Linked DNA regions of Homo sapiens: region 2 is linked to region 1. A link is a contact called in ENCODE Hi-C data. All regions are on one chromosome and are shown on one strand. Each heading gives the region's core, a stretch centred on a gene start or an enhancer-like site at or near the end of the contact. The rest is flanking DNA. Distances are from core to core; before and after follow the strand shown.

What was found. Hi-C counts contacts between places; a loop is a spot of excess contacts on that map. Pooled maps may share reads with other maps.
Region 2: a pooled map shows a loop between it and region 1 (5-fold over the local background). The contact joins two enhancer-like sites. A Hi-C loop is called at or near these places in 2 of 50 pooled maps.

The regions. Positions count from the first base shown.
Region 1 is chr7:108,131,837-108,137,267 of GRCh38, forward strand. No RefSeq gene overlaps it. Among named protein-coding and RNA genes, the nearest start is that of LAMB4, 4.2 kb to the left of the region's middle. Within about 2 kb of position 3,960, at least 4 of the 41 ENCODE cell types and tissues checked have a DNase peak (open chromatin) inside an H3K27ac peak, as active enhancers do.
Region 2 is chr7:111,524,959-111,530,867 of GRCh38, forward strand. All of the region lies in intron 1 of IMMP2L (inner mitochondrial membrane peptidase subunit 2), which reads right to left. Among named protein-coding and RNA genes, the nearest start is that of IMMP2L, 35 kb to the right of the region's middle. RefSeq lists enhancers at 2,253-2,322, 2,643-2,692. Within about 2 kb of position 2,738, at least 2 of the 41 ENCODE cell types and tissues checked have a DNase peak (open chromatin) inside an H3K27ac peak, as active enhancers do.

The sequences.
Region 1 (5,431 bases), core at 2,710-5,209:
TCTCCAGTTTTATGACGAGAATCAAAGTTACATGGTTCAAATTTCAAAAATTTCCCTTTAAATAATCATGAATAGGTTATCGTAGGCTGTTTTCCTGTAAACTGATGGCATGTCTTGGGGTATCTGCTTTCATCTCAATGAGTTAACTATTTACCTCTTAAGATTAGGTGTAGAGTTAGAAGCTGTCAGGCAGGATATATTTTCAAGAAAAATAATTTTCCCATGCAACTAAAAGATCAGTCTATCAGTTAATCAGAAGCAGTCTTTCAGTATAGCTCTCCTTAAAGTGTTGATATCTTTTTTATTAAAAGGAAAATAGCTTTATTGCTTTTCCTGGAGAGTAGTATATGCTCTTTTACCCAAAATCGGACAATATAAAAATTCAAAGGAAAAAGAAAGTAAAAATCCTTGAAAGCCTCAAATTTTTTGGTAACTATCTTTCCAGATCCCTCCTCCTCATTCTCTGGTTCTTTTCTTTAGTCTATATACGCCTGTAATTTTTCTTTAGTCTCTATTTCTTCAGTCACAGAACCTTAAAAACCAACAGATTCCATTAGGTAAAATTGACCTATCAGAATTCATTTGTTGCAAGTATACATGTTAATGCCTTCGGTTGAACTAAAGTTAAATGTGAGAGAGGTGAATATTTCATCTCTTCCTTAAGACGAGGTATTTCCTCAGAAGTCAGCCTGGGAAGAAATTCCTGGCGCAGCCTCATCTCAACCAGAACTGCTTGGTGAGCCTTCTCTCGCTGTGGCCTTGCCCGTCATTCCCGCGCGGTGGCCCACCTAACTGCAGGGCTGAGGAGGTTGTTCCTAAAAAGACTTGCCCACAGTCGGGATTCCATGAGGGCTAAGGAGTCTTCACTGGGCACAGCGAGGCTTGCAAGTCCTGACAGGAAGTGTGGAGGATTACTCAGTCACAGAAAACCTTGAAACAGCTAATCAGCCTTTAATTAGATTCAGTGAACCTGAATGAAGCTAAGATCCCAGGGCTTGAGGCAGCTGACGTACTCTGCCAAAGCTCTGAAAGGACAGAAGGGAGCGGACTGCCTACAACGCCCTCAGGCAGCGAGGAAGTGGCAAAACCCTCCCTGACAGAACCCTTGTCAACCCCCTTTGTATTGTCTCAGAGTGACCCCAGACAGAGGGCTCATTGGCACCTGGAGAGAACCCCAATGGACTTACCATTTGGCTTCTCTTATAACCAACTCTCCCAGTTCTTCCCCTAACAGGAAGACCCATCCAGCCTGCAGTGGCCTGGGCCTGAGGTTATCCTGGCATCTTCCACCTCAGAATCTGCCTTGGCGTGCTCTAATTACAGAGACTGAGGTAGATGGAGCTCGCAGGGCATTTAGGAGAGAGGAGGAGAGGAGACTCAGGTCCATTGATTGTTCTTATAATCCCTGCAACAATCTAAAAATACATTGCAACATTTATAGGTAAGTGTTAAAATGTACCAAATTTTACAGTTGTTGATAAATGTGTAAAAGCTGTGTCATTTCTTTCTTTCTTTCTTTTTCTTTGAGATGGAGTCCCACTCTGTCGCCCAGGCTGGAGTGCAGTGGCGCGATCCCGGCTCACTGCAAGCTCCGCCTCCCAGGTTCACGCCATTCTCCTGCCCCAGCCTCCCGAGTAGCTGGAACTACAGGCACACGCTACCATGCCCGGCTAATTTTTTTGTATTTTTTTAGTAGAAACGGGGTTTCACCGTGTTAGCCAGGATGGTCTTGATCTCCTGACCTCGTGATCTGCCTGCCTCGGCCTCCCGAAGTGCTGGGATTACAGGCGTGAGCCAGCGCGCCCGGCCAAAAGCTGTGTCATTTCTAAGCAAAAATTAACCAGTCTTACAGTGTGAGACCCAGCTAGGACTTTAGAGATAATTATAGTTCTCTTTGTCCTTGAGAAAAAATGAAAATCTAGAGAGTTAAATGACTCAGCTAAAGCCACACATTAGTCCACGGCCACCTCACTGTAACAGCCCACAGTGGACGCCATGTTTCTTTTGTTGTTTGGCGTGGTAGCTTTGTGGCATAGTCACACTAGCACTCTTGAAGATTTCAGTGAATCTGGGGGAATGGGAATGTTTTGTAAGAGAATAAGTTGTACTAAATAATTTAATCCCCTCATCAACCTGTGAGGTAGACACTAAATTATTCTCATTTTATAAATGAGGAAACTGAGGCACAAAGAAGTTAAGTAACTTGCCTATCATCACACAGATATCAACATTTCTTTTAATTCCCCCGAGATGAACTGAAATAGCAAGAAAGCAGGGGAAGTAGAGTAGTAAAGATCAGGTTGTTGGGGGCCAGTCTCAGGTATCAAATGGCAGAACCAATCCTCCCAGGGACCTTCCCTTCCATCACGCTGAACTGTGCCAGGAAAAATTGTGAAAATCTTTGAAATGAACAAAAATATTACTTGGTATCTTATGTAGTATATCTTTCCTGTTTATTTCTGTGTTTGAGCTACTTTACAACTCTGTACTCTTAGAATACTGATAGTAGTACAAACGACTCTTGTCCATGGAAATGCCAGTCGTGTCCTGTAGAGATGCAGTTCATTATTGCCATATAGATATTGATAGATACAGATACCAGCCAATTGATTTCAGCATTTCTGATGGCCTATACATGTGTGTTTTTTAAAAACTTCTCCTTTGAACTGGTCATAACATTCTCTTGTTTCTCTCATTAATGAACAAATTGAATAGAATCTTTGGTATATATTTGCTTTATATTTGTATAAGAGTCATGATTTTGCCTTTAAAAATATTAACCCTTAACATCTGCTTGGCATTCCTAAGTGTGCCTGTGTGGTGTATGTGGTTTCTCCTGCATGGAATGTTTTGCCTACTTTATCTAGATCAAGGATCAGCACTCTACAACCCACAGGTCCATGCTGGCCACTGCCTGCTTTTATGGGGCCTGCAAACTAAGAACGGCTTTTACATTTTTAGATATTAAGAAAAATTTTAAAAAATAGTATTTTGTGACATATAGCAATGATATGAAATACAAATTTTTGCACTCACAAATAGTTTAATTAGAACTGTCCAATTGATTATCTACATATTGTCTACAGCTGCCTTGTTTATGCTACAATGGCAGAGTTGAGTAGTTGTGAGAGACCATACCACCTGCAAAGCCAAAAACTCCTACTAGCTGACACTTTACAGAAAAATTTGTTAAGCAATGATCTACTTCATGCTGCTAGAGTCTCAGTATCACCTCCAGGTCATTTTCTCTACTCCTCCATTCTGGGCTGTGTTTCCATTTCCTGATGCATGTAATCCCCCGTGTGTGTGTCTACTTTAGCAGTTGCCATCCCTGCTGTGTGGCTGACTCTCTCCTTATACCTCCACATCTAGTCTGTAAAGCCTTCAAGGACATGGGTTTTGTCTTATTTACCCTTCCATCCCCAATGCCTAAGATAGTGACTGGCACGTAATTTGCACTCAAAATTTGTTGAATAAATGCTTCTTATCCTGTACTGGGTAACAAGGGCATTTGCATAGCATGGTATTCCGAACAAGTATTTAACAACTGGCTAGCTATCAACCTTATTTTTAAGATAAGATGACAGAAATCAGTTTTTATCTTAATCCCCAGAAATGAAATGATACAGCAAGGAAGTGTTCGGGTAGAGGCAGTGAAGACAAGCTTGCTGGGGCTTGGCAAGAGTGGCTGTGCTCTGAGAAGGTGGAATGTGCCTGGATGAGAGCACATGTTTAAAACATCTTAAGGAGACTGCCCAGTTCTAACCAGTGTCCAACCTGGGCAGAGATCGGAACAGCTTCTGGGAGTAGCTTTCTCATTGTTTTTCACCTGCCTACTTATCTGTGGGTTTCAGAGTCCCTTCTGCTTGTCTTTCCATCTCCATTAATTCTTTGGTTTTTCTGCTTTGCCCTTCTTGTCATGTCAAGAAACTTTCACCTTGGTCTTGTGGCTTCCTGTATCACTCAGTGTGTCTTACCCAAGCACGTCTCCGGAGGCCAGTTCTGCTTTCTCAGGCAGCTCTTTGTGCTGCTCCAAATTTTCACTTCCGGAAGGTATCATTGGTGAGGAAAGCCAAGGGGTCACGTCACATTCAGTAATCAATATGGGATTTAGGTGATTAAAATAGCTTAGAGAATGAAAATATGGTTAGGAACAAGATTTTCAGAAAACTCTAAGCACTCTTTCAGAACTAAGCATTGTACGATTACAACTGCTCCCCAAATTGGCATCAGTTCTTTTCTGAATCTGTTGATTCTCTTCCTCAGTCTTCAGGTGTGCTTCTCTGCCTTGTCCTGCTACAGGATTTGTCATCACTTGGATGATCTAGGAATTCAGGTCCCAGACTTGAAATCATGTGGAGTCTTATATCTCCTCCGCCTACCATAGGCCTAAGCACAAATGTCAGTTCCTCAAAGGCAGTGACCTTCTGTTTCCTTTGCAACCCTCCCACATCTGGCATATTATAGAAGCTACAGGAGGTATTGGCATTGATAAGATCATATTTCCATTTCCCACATGTTATGGGTTGAATTGTGTACTGTACCCCTCCCTCTAAATTCATATGTGGAAGTCCTAATTCCTAGTACCTCAGAGTGTGAACTTATCTAAGAAGGGGGTCATTGTAGATGTAATTAAAGTTAAGATGAGGTCATACTGGAGTGGGGTGGGCCCCTAATCCAATATGACTCGTATCCCCTTTCACATACAAAAAGGGAAATTTGGAAATACAGAGACGTGTATATAAGAAAAACACCACGTGAAGACTAGAGTTCTGCTGCCACAAGCCCAGGAACCAGAAGCTAGGAGAGAGGCCTGGAACAGCTCTTTTTCCAGCACCTTCAGAGGAAGCATGGCCCTGCTGGCACCTTGATCTTGGACTTCTAGCCTCCAAAACTGTGAGAAGATAAAATTCTATTTTTTTTTTTTTTTTTTATTGAGACAGTCTTGCTCTGTTGCCCAGGCTGGAGTGCAGTGCCATGATCTCGACTCACTGTAACCTCCGCCACCTGAGTTCAAGAAATTCTCCTGCCTCAGCCTCTCGAGTAGCTGGGACTACCAGCGTGCGCCACCAGGCCCGGCTAATTTTTTTGTATTTTTAGTAGAGACGGTTTTGCCACATTGGCCGGGCTGGTCTTGAACTCCTGACCTCAGGTGATCCACCTGCCTCAGCCTCCCAAAGTGCTGGGATTACAGGCGTGAGCCACCGTGCCTGGGAAAGTTCTATTGTTTAAACTACTCGGTTCATGGTACTTTGTTACAGAAGTCCTTGCACCCATCTTTCTTCTTCCTAACCCCAGTACTGGGATTGTGGGTCTGTTATCACTTAGAAGCCATTGCCATTTGAGTTTGTTGAACTTTTGCTTTTCCAAACTAAATGTTTCCCCTTGTATTAGTTCCCTCTTGCTGCTGTAACAAAACTACCGCAAACTT
Region 2 (5,909 bases), core at 1,488-3,987, 3.4 Mb after region 1:
ACGGTCTTCCACAAGCACTGTGTTAGGTACCAGGGAATCATAAAACAGTGAACAAGGCCAGTCCCAGTCCCTGATCTTATCAAGTTTTTACAGTCAACTATGGAGTGATAAGGGTCAATCTGAAAATCACATAAACATACATAAGAGTTGTAATAAGTGCTATAAGAGAGATACACAGAGGTCAGGAAAGGTCTTTGAGGAAGAGGCTGAACTGAAAAATGAGGAGAACTTCTCTAGATAAAGAACTGTGGGTAGGCAAGGGTATTCCAGAGAGCAGCCATGTCACATGCCAAAGTCCCTGGGTCAGGAGTGGCCATGTTGTGATGGACAACTGAAGGGAGGCTGGTGCAGATAAAGCACACAGGAAGTGGAAGAGCACAGTGGGACATGAATGGGAGGAGGCAATGTAAATCCCAGAGCAGTTAAGACCTCACAGGCCCCGTAAGGATTTGCAGCAAATGAGAAGTAACTGAAATGTTCTAAAATTGAGGTGAATGATCCTATCTGCATTTTGAAATAATCATCTATCTGAAAGCCTGGATAGGACAAAAATGGATATAGGGAAACCACATTATTCTAGTGGTCCAGGGCAAGAGATGATAGTTGGAGTAGCATGATAGTGGAGATGGATTAAAATGGGCAGATTTATGTATATATTTTGGAAGTTAAACTGACAGGATCTGGAAATAGATGGACAATGGTGGGAGAAGGAAGGAGATAAGAAAGTGTCAAGGGGCCGTGGTAGCCTGTCAAAGCACTGCTATTCTGTTGTTCTCTTGAATTACATGTCAAAATATTTAATACTAAAATTATGCTCATAATTCCATTCCTCAAACTTTTTTTTTGGCAAACAAGCAGATGTGCTCCCTGCCCTCAAGGAGTTACAATATACCAAGGAAGACTGCCCTTCAACAATTATTTCCAATGGATGAGCATTAAAAGGGACGATGGCCCTGAAGCATGACAGCATGAAGCAAGGCTGTCTATTCATCAGAAAATGATCAAGGAAGGCCTGCCCCACTCCACCCCCACCCCCAAAAAATGGCATTTGAGGCAAGACCTCGGCATTTCAGGTAAAAGCAGTAACATATATGAAGGCCTAGGGGCAAAATAAAATGTAGCTGTTTAAGAAACTAAAATAAGTTCAGTTTGGATAGAGTATATACAGAATTTATTACGTGAATTTTTAATTCAGTAAGCATTTATTTGCTATCAAGCAGCAATGCTAAGTACAGAGGATATAAAGATGGCTAAGCATACAGTATAGTACCATTCAAAAACTCTCACTAAACAATACCTTACATTTCAACATACATTTATATGTGCACATAAAAGTATTTAAAATTGAATATTTATATTGTTTTAATTGTTTAATAACCACTCATATGTTACTTGTGTAATTATTAAAGTATACCAAAAGAGGGAAGAAAGCAGCATCAAAATGCTAGCAGTGGTTAATTCTATATGCTAGGAATGGAGACGATTACTATTTTCTTCTTTGAATTTTTGCTGGTTTCTAAAACAGAAAGATGGTATCTGCCCTAGGAAGTCACTATGATATACAGATAATACGGGGTAACACTAGTGTTAATTTCTATCCCATCACAATGAACAAACCACACTCTCACCCCAATCTCTGCTGCTCTAAGTAGTACAAATAACACTGAGCAAGATTCTTTCCTGTTTATGCAGCAATCAATATATTTAACTGACTATAATGTTGTTTATGTAGCCAGTGCAGGCTATCTATATTTCTGGAAACTTCTGGAAAGTTCTGTCAAATATTCGCTACTTTTATTTTAAGAGGCACAGAATGGAAACATGTCTTCTCTTTGCTGTTCATCATGCCCTGCATGCATGGACCTTCACAAAACAGCTGAGGATACCTGCAGGACAGAAACGGAATGCTTCCAAATATGATGCCACAGCTATCTTAGTTATAAGGTAGTATGCATGATTAAAATGTAAATTAAGGGGGAAACATTAATAAAAGTTGCATTAAATTCACATTTCCTGAATTGTGAGCCTCCTCTTCTTTTCCAGTAATGCTCTCCTACATTACTTCTACTCCATGTAGTCACTGGTCCCCAAAAAGGAGCATGGTAATGAGACTCAGGAGACCTGAGGTAGATATCTGTCTCTGTCTATAACCAGTTCCATGACTTTGAACAAGTCACTTCTGGCCTGTTTCCTCATGTGTGACAAGAAGGGGCTTATTTGGGAGGCCAAGCAAGAGGGTCACTTCAGGTCAGGAGTTCGAGGCCAGCCTGAGCAACACAGCAAGACTTCCATCTCTAAAAATTTAAAAATTAGCAAGGCATGGTAGCATACACCTGTAGTCCTATCTACTTGGGAGGCTGAGGTGGAAGGACTGCTTGAGCTAAGGAGTTTGAGACTGCAGTGAGCTATGACTGTGCCACCACACTACAGCCTAGGTGACCAAACAAGACCCTGTCTCCAAAAAGGGGGGGGGGGTAGATTTAATATCTAAGGTTCTTTCTAAGCCAGAATTCTTTATTTCTATAACTTTTTATTGTCTTTTAACTGTTTCTTAAGAACTTTGGCAGATACTAAAACAAACACTGAGATCACTATTGACTAAGAAAAAGTGAGTTGCCTTTATGGTTTGAGACTTTTTTAAGTATTGAAAATAAAAGAGAATTAACTTTTTTTAAACAACTGGTTAAAAGACCCAACAGTGAGGGAGCTGAAACCAGTGCCAATGATGTAAAAGAACATTTTAAATATAGATAAAGACCTGAACACCGTTGCTCTTTCACTTCTCATTTCCACAACCTGACTGCTGACCAGAGCATTGCTACCATCGCCTGCACAACAAAGTCAGGGCAAGTGTTTTTCTGAGAGATTATAAAGGAGCATGTGGGAGATGTCTCAATCTGATATGTGCTGATCCTGCTCCAAGCCAAGGAAGCAAGAGCAATAAAAGCTACCCTGGAAACAAGGTACAAGTGGTTGCTATTTTCAGAGGCTCAAAAGAAAACGCTCAATTCAGTCCTGTTTTATCTGAATTGTGAGGGGCACCTATATTTCATAATAATAAAACACTGTTAAAAGCTTCTATCATGTAAATACTAAAGAAGCCATTCATACATGAAGAAATGAACACAACATTTCTATGTTGTCATATCCAATAATTTTCTTAAAGTTTTATGGCATTCACATATTGGCAAAGTTAATGCACCTCCTTGTCTATGTAAATTGCCAAAGAATCATTCAGATGATCCGGTCTTTTGTTCACACCTTAAATGTTTAAAACCACCACAGTAATAAGTACCTAGCCCCGACTTCCTCTGGGAAAATTTCATCTAAGCAATAACAATCAGGTACTAAAATCACCCCCAGCAAAAAGGGAATAATTTTTATCAGTTACCTCATTCTTCTTGTAACTATGGAAGTCACTGAGGTTCAAAACACTGCTCCTGAGAAAATTATTGCTTAAAATTGTAAGTACACCCAGTTCATTGTTGAAGTGCTTAAACTGAGAATATTTTTTAAATAAGCTTTCAGAATCAAGTGAAACCATATTTGCCACCTGGCATACAGCACTTACAAGTGAGAGTTTCTTGGTGATGCTGACCTCAACCACATAACAACCCACACTGTAAATTTCTCTCCTTCCCGTAACAACTTGTGGCTTGATCATGCATTAATTCATCTAAAATTGTTCTTAAGCCTGCTTATATTTTAGCTTGTACAAAGTCACCAATCACTCATCCATGGCAACCAGGTGGATAAATCCACCACAAGTCATCCTAATTATAAAAACTATTTAAAAGTTGTGTGGGAGGTTTGAAGGTAAGAGGAAAATAATAAGTTATAAAGCAGTATCTTATGTAAAATGTAACCTTTCAATCATCATAAGCCTACACAAAATCAAGATTTTATTTATAAAGAGGAAACCATCAAACTATGAATATCAGAGAACACAAGAGTAGGGATCCAAGCAAATCTGACACACAATTCCTGAATCAGTCAGTATATGTGTACCTACCATGCACCATGGAATTGTGCTAAGAGATAAATATGTGTTATAGAACAAGGTCAGCATGGTCCTTTCTCCACGTAGAGTTTGCATTTTCATTCTTTCAACATTAAGTGCCTACTTTGTGCTAGACACTATGTTAAGACACCAGATTGACCAAGCCATACTTCCTCCCCAGAGGGACCTGTGACAAGGTCACAAGAAACAAGTATATGACCATAAATAATCCAGCTATCATCCTCCACGGATCTTTCTAGCAGCCCCTGGTACCAATAACCTGGCTCGGCAAACAGAGCCTAAGCATGTGAAAAATCAGGAGACATTTGGATACATGTGGTCTAATACAAGGATAAAAAAGAAAAACTGATGAATTACAACAATTTTGGTTCCACTGGAAGCAGATCCTGGCAAGTAATCTATAGAAAGCAATTTAAAAAATTTTTTCAGGACTATCTTGCTCCTTTCACATTATAAGTAAACAATATTTTATAAACAGACACTTAGTACTCTTTAGAACATGAATACCAGTATCAAATTCTTTATCTTTAGTCTTGTCTGACCTAGTAGTTCTCACTTGAAAATTCTCAGGAAAGACCAAAATGGCACATACACAAAAAAAGAAATAAGAAAGAAAGAGGAAAACCAGCCAAAAATAATAAAGGAGGAGAAATGTAATTATGTAAGGCATAAAGTTAGTCATTTTTTGGCAAAGATACCCAATAAAAAAGTCAACACTGATACAATGATGAAGCTAAGCCCTATAAAATTGCTTCTTTCATGGAGATAATTGTGACTTTCTGTTGGTAAACTGATAAGCATCTGGATACTAAGAGAAGAGAGGTTAAAACTGATGTATTCAATCTTAAGTCAGCAATATGTAAAAACAAATGAATTTGAAGGTCATGCTCTAGTACAACTGATGTAGAGAGAAAATACAACCAGGAAACAACTAGGATACAGAAATTCATAAAGGCTTCCTGATTTTTGGTAAGGACTCCTTCAACTTGCAAACATCATGCATTTATGCACACCCTTCCCTCTGATTCAGTGGAAAAGCAGGCCCCATCCTATCCAAGGTGCTCTTCAGAAGCAGCATCAGCAAAGAGGGAAAGTCAGTGAAAACCTGGTGGGCTTTGAATCCAAGACCTCAGTTCAAATCGTGATTCAACAGTGTGGAAATTACTTTATCTCAGTAAGCAAAATTTTTCATCTGTGAAACCTTGCAGGGTTTCCAGAGGTTCAAAATGTTCATATGTGTTTGTTTTCTTTTGTTTACATAAGCATTTGTGTAAAGAAAATGACTAGATCATCAAATAAAGGATATTTCTTCAGATAAAGCACTAGCTATGTCTAAGGAAGAGGACTAGTAATAACAAATCAAAAAAGGATAACAGAATTAAGGATGTCCATTACAGACAATAAACCAATAAAGCCCATCTTCTAGGTGATAAGACACCTAATACATAATCATTTTGTTCTGCTTTGAACCTCATGCTGTTCTAAGATTTGACCAGTTAGGGGCAATCATATGTACTGATATTAACCAGTTAACAAGAATGTATTCAGCACTGTCTTAGGTGTCTTGAGATTTTTTTAAAAGCAAAATAAAAGGAAATATAAGACTTAGTGCCAGAATTGGACCACAGGGATAGATTATATAATATTCATTGAGGAAAGAATAAAAAGGAAGAAAACTGGAATTACAGGAAAAAAATTCATGATGAGAAAGGCTAAAAAGAAAAAAAAAGGAATTAGAATGTAGGTGGTGGGTTTAAAAATGTTCATTATAAAATTCTTAGAATGTTTCTGTATGTTTAAAATTTTTCCTCAAAACTTTGGAAATAAAAGAATAAATTACATCTGTTAAGTCACTCAGATAAAAGAAAAATATAATTAGAATGAAGAT